Regions from separate parts of the Homo sapiens genome. Here all the other regions are linked to region 4. Evidence: chromatin contacts called from ENCODE Hi-C or POLR2A ChIA-PET data. All regions are on one chromosome and are shown on one strand. The core of a region is the stretch at or near the end of the contact, and the rest is flanking DNA. Distances in the headings are between cores, read along the strand shown.

Evidence for each region. Hi-C counts contacts between places; a loop is a spot of excess contacts on that map. ChIA-PET counts read pairs that join two places held with the same protein, here RNA polymerase II (POLR2A). Pooled maps may share reads with other maps.
Region 1: a pooled map shows a loop between it and region 4 (2.7-fold over the local background). The contact joins the enhancer-like site here to the promoter of RDH13 in region 4. A Hi-C loop is called at or near these places in 2 of 50 pooled maps. POLR2A ChIA-PET finds 5 or more read pairs at or near these places in 2 of 52 experiments (GM12878 and activated T-cell).
Region 2: a loop to region 4 is called in a pooled map, with 2.6 times the contacts of the local background. The contact joins the enhancer-like site here to the promoter of RDH13 in region 4. A Hi-C loop is called at or near these places in 2 of 50 pooled maps. POLR2A ChIA-PET finds 5 or more read pairs at or near these places in 3 of 52 experiments (GM12878, Panc1 and activated T-cell).
Region 3: a loop to region 4 is called in a pooled map, with 4 times the contacts of the local background. The contact joins the enhancer-like site here to the promoter of RDH13 in region 4. A Hi-C loop is called at or near these places in 5 of 50 pooled maps. POLR2A ChIA-PET finds 5 or more read pairs at or near these places in 2 of 52 experiments (T-cell and activated CD4-positive, alpha-beta T cell).

Annotation. Positions count from the first base shown.
Region 1 is chr19:54,605,128-54,608,567 of GRCh38, reverse strand. No RefSeq gene overlaps it. Among named protein-coding and RNA genes, the nearest start is that of LILRA1, 13 kb to the right of the region's middle. Within about 2 kb of position 2,152, at least 2 of the 41 ENCODE cell types and tissues checked have a DNase peak (open chromatin) inside an H3K27ac peak, as active enhancers do; they include GM12878, where a contact is called at or near this core.
Region 2 is chr19:54,621,139-54,624,349 of GRCh38, reverse strand. It overlaps a transcript of LILRB1 not described here. Among named protein-coding and RNA genes, the nearest start is that of LILRB1, 7.7 kb to the left of the region's middle. Within about 2 kb of position 1,774, at least 3 of the 41 ENCODE cell types and tissues checked have a DNase peak (open chromatin) inside an H3K27ac peak, as active enhancers do; they include GM12878, where a contact is called at or near this core.
Region 3 is chr19:55,502,232-55,505,920 of GRCh38, reverse strand. The region is part of intron 12 of SSC5D (scavenger receptor cysteine rich family member with 5 domains); the gene reads right to left. Among named protein-coding and RNA genes, the nearest start is that of SSC5D, 16 kb to the right of the region's middle. RefSeq lists silencers at 2,036-2,085, 2,136-2,225. Within about 2 kb of position 2,025, at least 28 of the 41 ENCODE cell types and tissues checked have a DNase peak (open chromatin) inside an H3K27ac peak, as active enhancers do.
Region 4 is chr19:55,061,759-55,065,078 of GRCh38, reverse strand. It overlaps RDH13 (retinol dehydrogenase 13), which reads left to right and starts at 1,931. Exons shown (of 7, transcript NM_001145971.2): 1 at 1,931-2,111. The coding sequence starts at 2,047. RefSeq lists an enhancer at 2,621-3,320.

The DNA of each region.
Region 1 (3,440 bases), core at 903-3,402, 460 kb after region 4:
TCCAATATTGGAACTGTCAAATAGGACCTTTATTAGTGGAATTCTAGGAGAGAAGGAGGCACCGTGTTAAATGGGGCTCACACCTCCCACATCATCCCCCAGGCCTGGGCTCTGAGAGGCAAGATGCCCCGAAGAGCAAACCTCCTTCCTGAGGGCAGAGCCTGGGGCTGGGGCCCCTGAGTGTCCCCTCACTGTTACCACCAGCTGCAGGGGGTCTCTGAGTGCTCACCTGCCAGCAGGACTGAAATACTCACAGCAATATTCCCCTGCATGGTGCTTTGTCCTGAGTGAGACGGAGGACTCACGCTGTCCTGGGCTTCGGCGAGCTCTGTGTGCTCCTGAACACTGGGCTTTCCTCTTTATCCAGACCACACTCCTGAGCCTCTAGGGTCTCCTGACACCAGAGGGCCACGGGCCTCCCCTAGGTTATTACAGAGTCTGGTTCAGCCCTGAACGTGGGTTTGGGGAGGGTCCCTGGAAGGAAATCAGAAACTGGGTCCTATATCATTTACCACCCCTCAGATCCCAGCTTTCAGCCCAAGATCCCCCCATGATCCCTCTCAGTCAGCCCAGAGTTGCTGTTCTCCAGCCCCAGCTGCCCGGGGGTGGGACCCTGTCCCCGGTGAGGAGGAGGGACCTGGGACAGCTGGGGACAGACTCACCTGCCTGCACGCAGGTCCTGAGGCCCAGACTCAGCCCTGGAAGAGAGTTCCCGCTGAGAGATTTGCCCCTGAAGCCTGGGCAGGTCCTCTCCTTCCTGAGATCTTCCCTAATCCCCTGGGGTCTCCTACTGGACCAGGGCCTACCTGTGGGGCAGGGTCCCTCTCATGCTAGAATCTCCCATTCCCCTTGTCAAATCTCAGTGAAGTGGACCATGGCCGTGTGGGTGAGAGTCATGATGTTTCCTCCTACTGGCCCCGGCTGTGTGGGTGGATAAGACCATGGTGTCCACAGAACACACACAAAGGAAGGGTTCTCTCCCTTACAGGATTTTCCCACCAGCATCTCCATGGGTAGTGTACTGTCCCGGACCCCGCCACGAGCCTGGCTCTTGTTTTCCTAGTGCTTGGCCTGAGACAGGTACCAGGCTTTCTGTTGATATTTCAGACACACATGGGGTCTCTCCTCATCTCCTTTCACTGTCTGCCTGTCCTGTCCTCTTCTCATTAAGGGCCAGGACGTGGCTGCAAATGGACGTGGTGCCTTCCTGAGTTGATCCCTTCCAGGTGAAGGCAACGGAGGGTTCTTCCTTCCTCTCAGAGCCTCCTCATGGGGTTTCACTCTCTCCTTCAGCTCACCCATAAACACACTCTTGTGGGGAAACTACCATGGCCAGTCTTCTCACCAGTCCTGGGGAAGCTTCAGGGAAGATGCAAATTCAGGCTGCGGGGCAGACTCACATCAGCAGAGACTCATCTCACATCTTGCTCTGCAGTTCCAGTTGAGCTTTATTGCGGCAATGAACAGAAAGGGGAAATACAGGGAGACAAGGGAAGGAATCATGACTCTTTCCCCAGAACTGGAGTGTGGGTTTTCTTTATGCAAAAACGTTCCCTTCACGAACTTCTCATTGACTCATCGCAACAGCATCCGCCCCCGTCTCCCTGGAAACAACATTGACCTGACTCTGCCTTCTTGGTGCCCCCGTCTTCTTTCAAACACTCCTGTTCCCATCCTGTGCTCCTGAGTTCAAGGTTCTGGGACAATACGTGGGGTTAGCACTCTGCTTTGAGGGGAAATCTTGTCTTTATTTAAATATTCTTGTGTCACCCCCTGCCTGTGTGAACTTGGGCAGTAACCTCCCATCTCTGAGCCTTGGTTTCCTCATTTGGAGCCTGTCATGAACCCCATTTATCACAGGGGAGCTGGGTCATTGGAGCCTGGGGGCTGCAGGGGGCTCAGCCATGGGTAATTTCCAGAGCAGGTGAAGACAGGAGGGGTGGGGGCATGAGGGGATGCTGGCGCCCACCATCAAGGCCTGAGATTGATGTTTCCACTAAGGAGAGCCCCTTTGTTCCTGCCCTTGAGAGATGCTTCTCATAATATTTCATCAACACCCCGGTTATCACAGTCATGTCCAGAAAATGAGAAATGAAAGTTCATCAGAAGGAGAAGGATACACACGAAACAGAGAGGGCATCTGTGTCTGGTGCCATTAGGGGTCATTAGGGAGGAAGTTTCCATTTCTGTGCAGAACAGAAAAGGGGCCCTGGGTCCTCACAGGCAGAGAAGGGCCAGGGCTCTGGGCAAGGCTGAAAGCTGTGATGGAATATGTCTATTTACCGACCCAGGCCCATGGCCACCACTGAGCCAACTCCCCTGGGTGTGTGTGAAACAAATTCATTCACTGCAGAGTTCTTACATGTGGGTATCTGTATCATGTGTGGGTATGAGTTTTTTTTTTTTTTTTGAGATGGAGTTTTGCTCTTGTTGCCCAGGCTAGAGTGCAGTGGCATGATCTCCACTCACTGTAACCTCCACCTCCCAAGTGATTCTCCTGCCTGATTCTCATGACCAAGTGATTCTCCTGCTTCAGCCTTCTGAGTAGCTGTGATTACAGGTGCCCACTACCAGGCCTGGCTAATTTTTTTGCATTTTTAGTAGAGACGGGGTTTTGTCATGTTGGCCAGGCTGGTCTTGAACTCCTGGCCTCAAGTGGTCTGCCCACTTCGACCTCCCAAAGTGCTGAGATTACAAGCATAAGCCACCGTGCCCGGCCATGAGTGTGAATTTCACATGCATTTTTTTCCTTCTGGGAGCAACCTGAGCAGACACTATGTTTGGGAAATGAATGCCACGTGTCATCAGTAGCTGGAACAGTCCCCCATTTTCAGTCCTGGATTACTAAAAACTGCCTTGAGAGGATCCCTCCATGGTAGCTCAGGAGTGTAGGAGGTGAGTGTCCAACAAAAATAGACAACCAAGAGCCATCCTTCTAATGATAAAAAGTGCTATGATCATCAGTCTACACATTTGTTGATAAGGATTATTATGTGCAAAGAAATAGAATACTAGGAACGCATAAGACCCTTTTTCAATTAAACATGTTTAAATATCTGAAAAAAATACAAGAGGAAATTAAATTTCTGAGACAAGAATATGGATTATACTGGCAAAAAATGAGCATCAGAGAAATGAGTTAGAAATCCTAGAGGCAAAAATTCAGTTGAAGAAGCACACTCAAAATATTTATTCTATCAAGGTCAAGATACAGCTAAAGAGACATTTATTAAATTGGAAAACAAAATTGGGAGAATTTTCCAGAATGCACTATGGAGACACCAAAAGTGAAAATTCACCATATTTGGGGGAATATTGTGAGGAGGGAGAACCTCATATCTATTGTACGTGTCAGAAGGAAAGAAGGGAGAATAATGTCTGGCAACAGCTCACGAATTAAAGAGTTGAACATTTGACAGAGACGAGGAAAGACTAATTAA
Region 2 (3,211 bases), core at 525-3,024, 440 kb after region 4:
TGAACTGAGACTCATGAGCCCTGGAGCACGGGTGTGATAGGGAGACAGACAACGTTCCTCCCTATGGGACTGGAAACGGTGTAGCTCCTTCACCCCCCGCAGAGACCTCAGGGCATTTCACTAGGAGCTGCTCCAGCCATGTCCATCAGGACTAGTGCCTGCACTCATCACTGGGATATCTGTGGGCAAGCCGGGGGTTCCAGCTCTGCCCAGGGGTGTTCCCTCGCCCCTGTGGAACACAAAGCTCAGGGCACCTGACACTCCACGGTCCAGCCCTTCCCCTGAAACAACAGTCAGCACCTCACAGGAAACACACCAGGTCCATATCCACCTGCTTGTGCCGAGGGTGGCTCTTACCCTTAAGCACCAGCTCCTGGCCTGCAATTTGAGCTGCACAGCCCAACACAAACCCTGCTGCAGAAGCTCCCAAAGCCATGGGAAAAGCCAAAAGACCCTTCCCAACATGCTCTACAGTCACCCTCCCTGCGGGGCCGGGGGAAAATGTGCAAAACAAATCCCATCCAAATGAAAATAAATTCGAAGAGAGTAAGTGGAGGCCTCTCCAGAAGAGAAGGAATCAGTGTAAGGATTCTGACGCTGTGAAAAATCTGAATATTGTGGCACCACCAAAGGATCGCACTGGCTTGCTAGTGATGGATGCTGAAAACAATGGAAACTCTGAAAGGACAGATAAAGAATGAGATTGAGACAAAAACATTACAAAGAATCAGTGAAAGAAAACGTTGGTTTTTTGAAAGTATAAATAAAATTGAGAGATGGCTGACTACACTAACCAAAAAAAGGAGAAGATTTAAATAAGCACAATCAGAAATGATAAAGTTGACATTACAACCAACGCCACAGAAATACAAATGACCATCAGAGACTACTATGAACACCTTTATGCACGTAAACTAGAAAACCTAGAGAAATGGATGAATTCCTAGACACATACAACTTCCTAAGATCGCACAGGCAAAAAATAGAAACCCTAAACAGACCAATAACAAGTAACCAAAAAGAATCAGTACTAAAAATCTTCCGGCAAAAAAGCCCAAGAACAGATGGATTCACAGTCGAAATTTGCCATATACACAACGAAGAGCTGGTGCCAATCATAATGAAAGTATTCCAAAAAATCAAGGCGATGGGATTCTTTCCTAGCTCATTCTATGAAACCAATATCACCCTGATAGCAAAATCAGACAGGGATCCAACAGAAAAATAAAGCTACAGGCCAAGAAACCTGAGGAACACAGGTGCAAAAATCCTCAAGAAAATGCTATTAAACGGAATCTAACAGTGTATCAAAAACATAATTCATCATGATCAAGTTGGCTTGATTCCAGGGATGAAAGGATGGTTCAATATATGCAAGTCAATAAAAGTGACTCATGACATAAACTAAGAACAAAAAGCATATGGTCATCTCAATAGATGCAGATAAAGCGTTCGAGAAAGTCCAATATCCCTTCATGATAAAATCCCTCAACAGACTAGGCATGAAAGAAACATACCCCAAAATAAGAGCCTTATAAGACAAACGCACAGCCAACCTTAAAATTGAATGGGGAGAAGTGAAAGCATTTCCCCAAGAAATGGAACAGGATAAGGATGTCCACTCTCACCACTCCTATTCAACACAGTACTGGAAGTCCTAGCCAGAGCAATCAGGCAACAGAAAGAAAGAAAGTGCATCCACATTGGAAAAGAGAAAGTGAAATTATCTGTGTGTGCTGATGACACGATCATATACCCAGAAAACCCTGAAGATTCTTCCAGAAGACTCGTAGACTTGGTAAGTGACTTCAGTAAAGTCTCTGGATAAAAAAATCAAGCTACAAAAATCAGTAGCTTTTCTATACATCAGTACCGTTCAAGCTGAGAATCAAATTAAGGACACACAAACACAAACACACACTGAGGAGTATATTTAACCAAGGAGGTGAAAGACCTCTACACAGAGAGTGACAAAAGGCTGATGAAAGGAACTGTAGGCAACACAACCAAATAGAAAAATATTCCTTGCTCACAAATGGGAAGAATCAATATTGTTAAAATGACCATATTGCCCAAAGCATACTACAGATTCAACACAATTCCTATTAAATTACAAATGTCATTTCTTTAACAGAATTAGAGAAAAAGCAATTTTTAAATTCATTTGGAACCAAAAACCAGCCTGAACAGCTAAAACACTTCTATGCAAAAAGAACAAAACAGGAGGCATCACATTGCCTGATTTCAAGTTATACTATAAGGCCATAGTAACTAAGACAGCATTTACTAGTACAAAAATATACACAGACATCAAGGGAACAGAATAGAGAAACTAGAAATAAAGATACATGCCTACAACATACTGAGCTTTGCTAAAGTCAACAAAGTAAACAATGGGGAAAGGACACCCTATTCAATAAAGGATGCTGGAAAAACTGGGTAGCCATATGCAAAAGAATAAAACTGGACCTTTATCTCCCACCATGTACAAAAATCAACTCAAGATGAATTAAAGACCTCAATGTGAGACCTGAAACTATGTAATTCCTAAAGCAAAATTTAGGAAAAACCCTTCTGGACATTAGTCCAGGCAAAGAACTTATGGTAAAGACCCTTAAAAATGCAACAAACCCCCGAATAGACAAATGAGACATGATTAAAATTAAAAGCTACTGCACAGCAAAAGAAACAATCAACAGAATGAACAGACAACCTACACAATGGAAGAAAATATTTGCAAATTATGCCTCCAACAAAAGACTAATGTCCAGAATCTGCAAGGAAGTCAAAGAATTCAACATGAAAAAAAAAAAACAAAAAACACAGACAACTTTATGGAAAACTGAGTAAAGACCATCAACAGACATTTCTCAAAACAAGAAATATAAGTGGCCAACAAACACATTAAAAAATGCTCAACATCATTAATCATCAGAGAAATTCAACTTAAAACCACACTGAGTATCAACTTACACCAGTCAAAATGGCTACTTTTAAGAAGTCAGAACCAACAGATGTTAGCAAGATACATGGTTGGTAGGAATGTAAATGAGTTTATCTTCTATGGAAAATAATATGGAGCTATCTCAACTAAAAATAGAACTACCATTTCACTTAGCAATCCCATTACATGGTATCCAGCCAAAGGAAAAGTCATTATATTAAAAAGACAATTGGGTCAGGTGTGGTGGCTCACGCCTGTAATCCCAGC
Region 3 (3,689 bases), core at 776-3,275, 440 kb before region 4:
TACTAAAAATACAAAAATTAGCCGGGAGTGGTGGCACACGCCTGTAATCCCAGCTACTCAGGAGGCTGAGGCATAAGAATTGCTTGAACCTGGGCAGCAGAGGCTGCAGTGAGCCGAGATCATACCACTGCACTCCAGCCTGGGCGACAGAGTGAGACTCTGTCTCATAAATAAATAAATAAAATCAGAGAACCTTTCAAGCCACAGTGAGAGAGAAAAATACGAAGGCAGAGGAAAGGTCAGAGAGATGCAATGTTGCTGGCTTTGATGATGGGGGATGGAGCCACAAGCCAAGGAATGTAGGTGGCCTCTAGAAGCTGGAAAAGGCAGGGAAATGGATTCTCCCCTAGAGCCTTCCAAAGGGAACCACCCTGCTGGCGCCTTGATCTTAGCCCACTAAGCAAGTCTGACTTCTGACCTACAAAACTGCAAAATAATAAGTCTGCGTTGTTTTAAACCACTAAATTTGTGGCGATGTATTATGGCAGCAATTGAAATAGATACAGATCTTTCACAGAGCTTAAAGTCTAGCAGAGATGGATAACACCGATGAAAATTTCTGGCAATGCAAATTTCTCCCACCCTTTGCTTCTCTGAGAATTCATTTCTCCTTGTGGCCTGCTGATGAAATAATATCATCTCCCCTGTGAGGTTTCCTTGATTTCTCTACTACAAATAATCGCTCGTTCCCTGAAATCCTGCAGCTGTTGTTCGTTTTCAGCAAATAACCCTAACAAACAATATTCTGCGGTTTTAAACGATTTCACACACATTTTGTTCATTGAATTGGGGCCTGCAGTCACCCAACTAGTTCTAATCCGGGTTGGAACCACGATTGGAACCTGGTAGGAGAGTCGGACTCCAGACTCGTGCTTCTATTTTAGCATATGGTTCCCAATCCAAGGAGCAAAACGTGTGAAATCACTTAAAACAGGTTATAATCGTGGCTCCTAAGTTAAACTTCTCTGAGCCTCACTTTTTACCCCATCTGAAACACAGGTGTAGCAACAGTTTCTATGGCCTGAAGTTGGGGTCATGCATGCCCAGCACAGACTAGGTGAGCTCTCGTTCCACCTTTCCAACAACCCTGGCGCCCCATTTTTTTTCCAGAGAAAGAAACAGGTGGCCGGGCGCGGTGGCTCACACCTGTAATCTCAGCACTTCGGGAGGCCAAGGCGAGTGGATCACGAGGTCGGCTTTGAGACCAGCCTGGCCAACATGGTGAAACCCCGTCTCTACTAAAAATACAAAAATTAGCCCGGTGTGGTGGCGTGCGCCTGTAATCCCAGCTACACAGGAGGCTGCAGCAGGAGAATCGTTTAAACCTGGGAGGCAGAGGTTGCAGTGAGCTGAGATAGCGCCACTGCACTCCAGCGTGGGTGACAGAGCGAGACTCCGTCTCAATAAATAATAAATAAATAAAACAATATAAATAAGAAACGGGGACTCAAAGAGACCAAGTCACTTTTTCAAGGTTACATTGCTCCTGAAGCTAAGAATGCATGCCTGCCTCGTCTCCCACTCCACCCCGCATACGCCTCCAAGTCTTCCTATTGATAAGGTGGCACACATGGCTGTCTTTTCATTTCACCGGCGCAGTTTGTGATTCTGCATTTATTTCTGCTCATTGGCTGCCTCCCTACCCTACGGGAGGGGTCCCGAGGCCGGACCCGCTGTCTCCGCAGCCGCTGTGCCCGGCACGTGCCCGCCTCCACCACGAGGGGGCGCTATGGGCTAGGGAGGCGCTGCAACCCTGGCAGTCCTTGAACGAGGAGCATCACCTCTCGGAGCTCCCGCTTCCGGCTCTGGAAACGGAATGATAGCTCTAACTCACAGCTGGAGCCCACCCACCCCCAAGTCACGGCGCCTCTAGGGCCTGCTTCCTCCCTCCCTTTCCCCACCTCAAGGCCCGCTTCTTGGGGCCTGGTTGCCCTTCGCCCAGCTATTATTACTGCGGGCGATGCGCCGGCTGGCCAATCAGGAGGCGCAGCGCGCCTGTGACGTCACGAGGTGCGAGGCAGATGAACGCCTGCCCCATCCCGTCCCTCCATTCCCGGGCCCACCGCGCCTGCGCATGCGTGCTGAGCGCCAGAAAAAAAAAAGGCGGGAAAGGACGCTTGCGGCGAGACTCTCCTGCGGGAGCGGGAGGCTTGGGCCTCTCAGGAGGGCACAGGTACGGGGCGCGGGGCGACAGAGGCAGAAACCCAGGCAGCCCCAGACGGCGAGCAGGGCGGGAGAGTGGAAGGGAGGGAGAAGACGGAGAAACAGCGACTGCGACGGGCACAGAGGGAGGACAGAAACGCTGCCCCTTAGGTGGGGAGTGAAACCTCCCGTGAGGGAGCGGCGAGGGCGGCGGGGACGGTGAGAAACGGACAGAGGAGCCCGCGGGAGACAGAAACGGAGGGAAGGGGGCTGACCATGAGAGAAACGAGGGGGAGAGAGAAGAGAGCACGCGGGAGACTGCAGGGAAGGCGCGGGAGATGGAGACTCAGAAAACAACCGTAAGAGACAAAGGAAAAGATACCACAGCGCTGGGCCTGGGGAGAGAACGCAGTGAGAAATGGAGACGATGAGAGTATGAGGTGATATAGCAAAACCGACCGTGAAAAATCGAGTGAGAAGCAGGTGGCGAAGCTGAGAACTGAAAGTGAAAGACAAGAGGACGGAAGATACAGAAACAGTTTGGGCCCAGTGGCTCCCGCCTGCAATTCCAGCACTTTGGGAGGCCGCAGCAAGCCGATGACTTGAGCCCAAGAGTTTGAGACCAGCCTGGGCAACATAGTGAGAACCCATCTCGACAAAAAATCAGGCCGGGAGCAGTGGCTCACCCCTGTAATCCCAGCACTTTGGGAGGCCGAGGCAGGCGGATCACGAGGTCAGGAATTTGAGACCAGCCTGGCCAACATGGTGAAACCCGTCTCTACTAAAAATACAAAAATTAGCCGGGAGTGGTGGCACACGCCTGTAATCCCAGCTATTCAGGAGGCTGAGGCAGGAGAATCACTTGAACCCGGGAGGTGGAGGTTGCAGTGAGCCGAGACCACGCCACTGCACTCCAGCCTGGGCAACACAGCAAGACTCTGTCTCAAAAAAAAAAATTAGCCAGGCATGGTGGTGTGCATCTGTAATCCCAGCTATTCAGGAGGCTGAGGTCGGAGGATCACCTGAGCCTGGGAGTTCAAGGCTGCAGTGAACTGAGATCGCACCACTGCACTTCAGCCTGGGCAACAGAGCAAGATCCTGTCTCAAAAAAGAGAGAGAGAAATTTACCATGAAAAATGGAGTGAGAAACAGAGGTGGTGAAGGTGAGATCTGAAAGAAAAGTGAAAGACTGAGGGGGAAAGACAGATAAATTGACCAGGAAAAACTAGGTGAGAAACAGAGATGAGAGTGTGAGACTGATAATGAAACAAAAAGACAGAAGGACAAGGGAGAAAAAAATAAAGAGAAACTGACCACGAAAACTGGAGTGAGAAATAGATGTAATGAGGGTGAGAAATTGAAAAAGAAAGACAGGGAAAAAGAAATGATGGGAATATGAAACTGACAACGAAAGAAAAAAAATGAGAAAGATGGTGAGAGAGAGCAAAAGAAATTACCATGAAAAAAATACGGCATAAAGACGAGTGTGAGAAATTGAAAATGAAAGGCAAAAAGAGATTGGCACAGAGAAGAAAAGATAGAGAATT
Region 4 (3,320 bases), core at 682-3,181:
GGTAAACTATGCATAAAGTAAAATGTACCATCTTAACCATTTTAAGTGTACAATTCAGTGATGTTAAGTATATTCACATTGTTGTGCAACCATCACCACCGTCCACCTTCAGGTCTTTTTTTTATTTTGCAAAACAAACTCTGTATCTATTAAAAAACAGCTTCCCGGCCGGGTGCGGTGGCTCATGCCTGTAATCCCAGCACTTTGGGTGGCCGAGGCAGGTGGATCACCTGAGGTCAGGAGTTTGAGACCAACCTGGCCAACATGGTGAAACCCCGTCTCTACTAAAAATACAAAAATTAGCCGGGTGTGGTGACACGTGCCTGTAGCCCCAGCTACTCGGGAGGCTGAGGCAGGAGAATCGCTTGAACCTAGGAGGCAGAGGTTGCAGTGAGCTGAGATCGCCCACTGCTCTCCAGCCTGGGTGACACAGTGAGACTGTCTCTCAAAAAACAAAACAAAACAAACAAACAAACAAAAACAAATCCTGTGACTTCCCAATCTCATCTCCAGCCCCCTGCAGCCACCACTCTGTTTTCTGTCTCTATGAATTTGACTCCTCCAAGTGCCTCTTATACAGCATTTGGCATTGTGTAACTGGTTTAATACGTTTGAGATGGTGAGAGCTTAAGGTCTACAGGCCTAAGGTTTTTTTTTTTTTGACAGAATTTCACTCTGTCGCCAGGCTGGAATGCAGTAGGGCAATCTCGGCTCACTGCAACCTCCACCTCCCGAGTTCAAGTGATGCTCCTGCTTCGGCCTCCTGAGTAGCTGGGACTACAGGTGAGTGCCACCACATCCAGCTAATTTTTGTATTTTTAGTAGAGACAGGGTTTCACCATGTTGGCCAGGCTGGTATCAATCTCCTGACCTCGTGATCCATCTGTCTCGGCCTCCCAAAGTGCTGGGATTACAGGCGTGAGCCACCGTGCCCGGCCATTGACTAAGGTCTTAAAATAGCTCTTCCTGCCTGTATAATCTCCATTATGGCAGGGCTCATATAAGAAGATGACAGTTCATCTGATGAGGAAGAAAACTTACTCCTAGTTAGATTGGGTTGAATTCTTCCCTGTTTCCAGCGGTGTCTGCTCCTGGCACCTCAGGCACAGTCAGGGGTAGGAGGTGGTGATCAGATACACTCGCTGTGAGCAGTGCAAGGGGAAGCAGGTGCCCAGAGGTGCATCCCGGTTTGGTGGGGGTGACAAACATGGACAGGTAAGTGCAGGAGTGTGTGCAATACTCAATCTAAGAAAGGTAGTTCAGGCAGAGTTCAGGGAAGATATCTCTGTGCAGGGCCAGACATGGGGATGAGATTCTGATAATTTGGGAATGAATCAGGCCCCCAGCCCCTCCTCCCTCAGACTCAGCAGTCCAGGCACCCGGCCCTCCTCCCTCGGACCCAGAAGTCCATGCTCCCAGCCCCTCCTCCCTTGGACCCAGGAGTCCAGGCCCCCAGCCCCTCCTCCCTCAGACCCAGGAGTCCAGGCCCCCAGCCGCCTTCTCCTGCAGGACCCCAGGAGCTTGGGTACCCACAGGCTACTAGATCCTTGTTTCTGTGCATGGAAATTCTCAAATTATCTCCAAAAGTCTATGAAGAAGGTAAACACACATTTCCAGATGAGGGAATAGGCTGATATAGTTGAAAGACACACAGAGGGTCACAGTCTGGAATTGACAGTGGTGGGATTCGAACCTATTTCACTCCAGAACTGCGTAGCGCCTTATACGCTGCGGCAAGTGTGACGTCATTCGAACAAACCATAGGCCCCGCCCCCGGACTAGCCACGCCCACAGGCTCCTGAAACCACCAATCCCAGCTGTGACAGCGCTCAGGACCGATGCTCATAGGTCCCGTCCCTAGGATCCCCGCCCCCTCCGCCCGCGCCCCGCCCCTCGCAGCCCAGTTCCGGACGCGGGCCCAGCCGCGCCTGCGCCTCCGCTCGCCTGTGGCTGCGTCGCGCGCTCTTCCTCGGAGCTACCCAGGCGGCTGGTGTGCAGCAAGCTCCGCGCCGACCCCTGACGCCTGACGCCTGTCCCCGGCCCGGCATGAGCCGCTACCTGCTGCCGCTGTCGGCGCTGGGCACGGTAGCAGGCGCCGCCGTGCTGCTCAAGTGAGTACATTCTAGCCCCGCGTGCGCGGTCAAGGCGGGCCCCCAGCGCAGGGGCCGGGAAGGCGGCGGAGACCCCCGCCCCTCGCACCCGGGTCCAGGCCCCGTAGCTCCCGACCCGCAGTGCCCGCCCGGAGTGGGGCAAACCTGCGCTCTGGCCGGCCAGGTCACCGGCCCAAGGTCACTCGGAGGGAAGGGCGAGCCTGGGCCCTTGTAAATGTTGCTTTCCTTCCAGACTTTTAAACTCTTTATTTTGTTGTTTTGTATTATTTATTTGTTCGTTTATTTTTAAAGGCAGAATCTGGCTCTGTCGCCCAGGCTGGAGTGCAGTGGCGCGATCTTGGCTCACTGCAGCCTTGACCTCCTGGGCTCAGGTGATCCTCCCACCTTGGCGTCCCCAGGAGCTGAGATCACACGTGCGCCACCACGCCCGGCTAATTTTTGTATTTTTCGCAGAGACGGGGTTTTGCCATGTTGGCCAGGCTGGTCTCAAACACCTGCCCTCAGGTGATCCGCCTGCCTCGGCCTCCAAAGTGCTGGGATTACAGACGTGAGCCACCTCGCCCAGCCTACTTAATTTAAACTTTCTTAAAAATTAGCCTCTGTGGCTGGTGGCCACTGTATTGCATGGTGCCCTTCTCTCCTGTGGGTGCAGTGCTGTTTACCTGCTCAGCCTCCTGTTGCTGGACACTATCTTGTTGCCAGCGTTAGCCTCTGTGGGACATGGGTGTGGTGGGCAGAGTCGTGACTCCGTAGAGGGGTCCACGTCCTAATCCTCGGAAGGTGTGACGACATTACCTCACGTGTCAGAGGTTCTCGCTGATGTGTTAAGTGAAGCATCTTTTTTTTTTTTGAGACAGAGTTTCGCTGTTGTTGCCCAGGCTGGAGTGCAATGGCACGACCTCGGCTCACCACAACCTCCACCTCCCGGGTTCAAGCGATTGTCCGGCCTCAGCCTCCTGAGTAGCTGGGATTACAGGCATGTGCCACCACGCCTGTCTAATTTTGTATTTTTAGTAGAGACGAGGTTTCTCCATGTTGGTCAGGCTGGTCTTGAGCTCCCGACCAAAGGGGATCTGGCCACCTTGGCCTCCCAAAGTGCTGGGGTTACAGGCGTGAGCCACCGTGCCCGGCCAAGTGAAGGATCTTATGATTATCATGTAGTCTTTTTTTTTTTTTGGAGACAGGGTCTCTCTGTCACCCAGGCTGGAG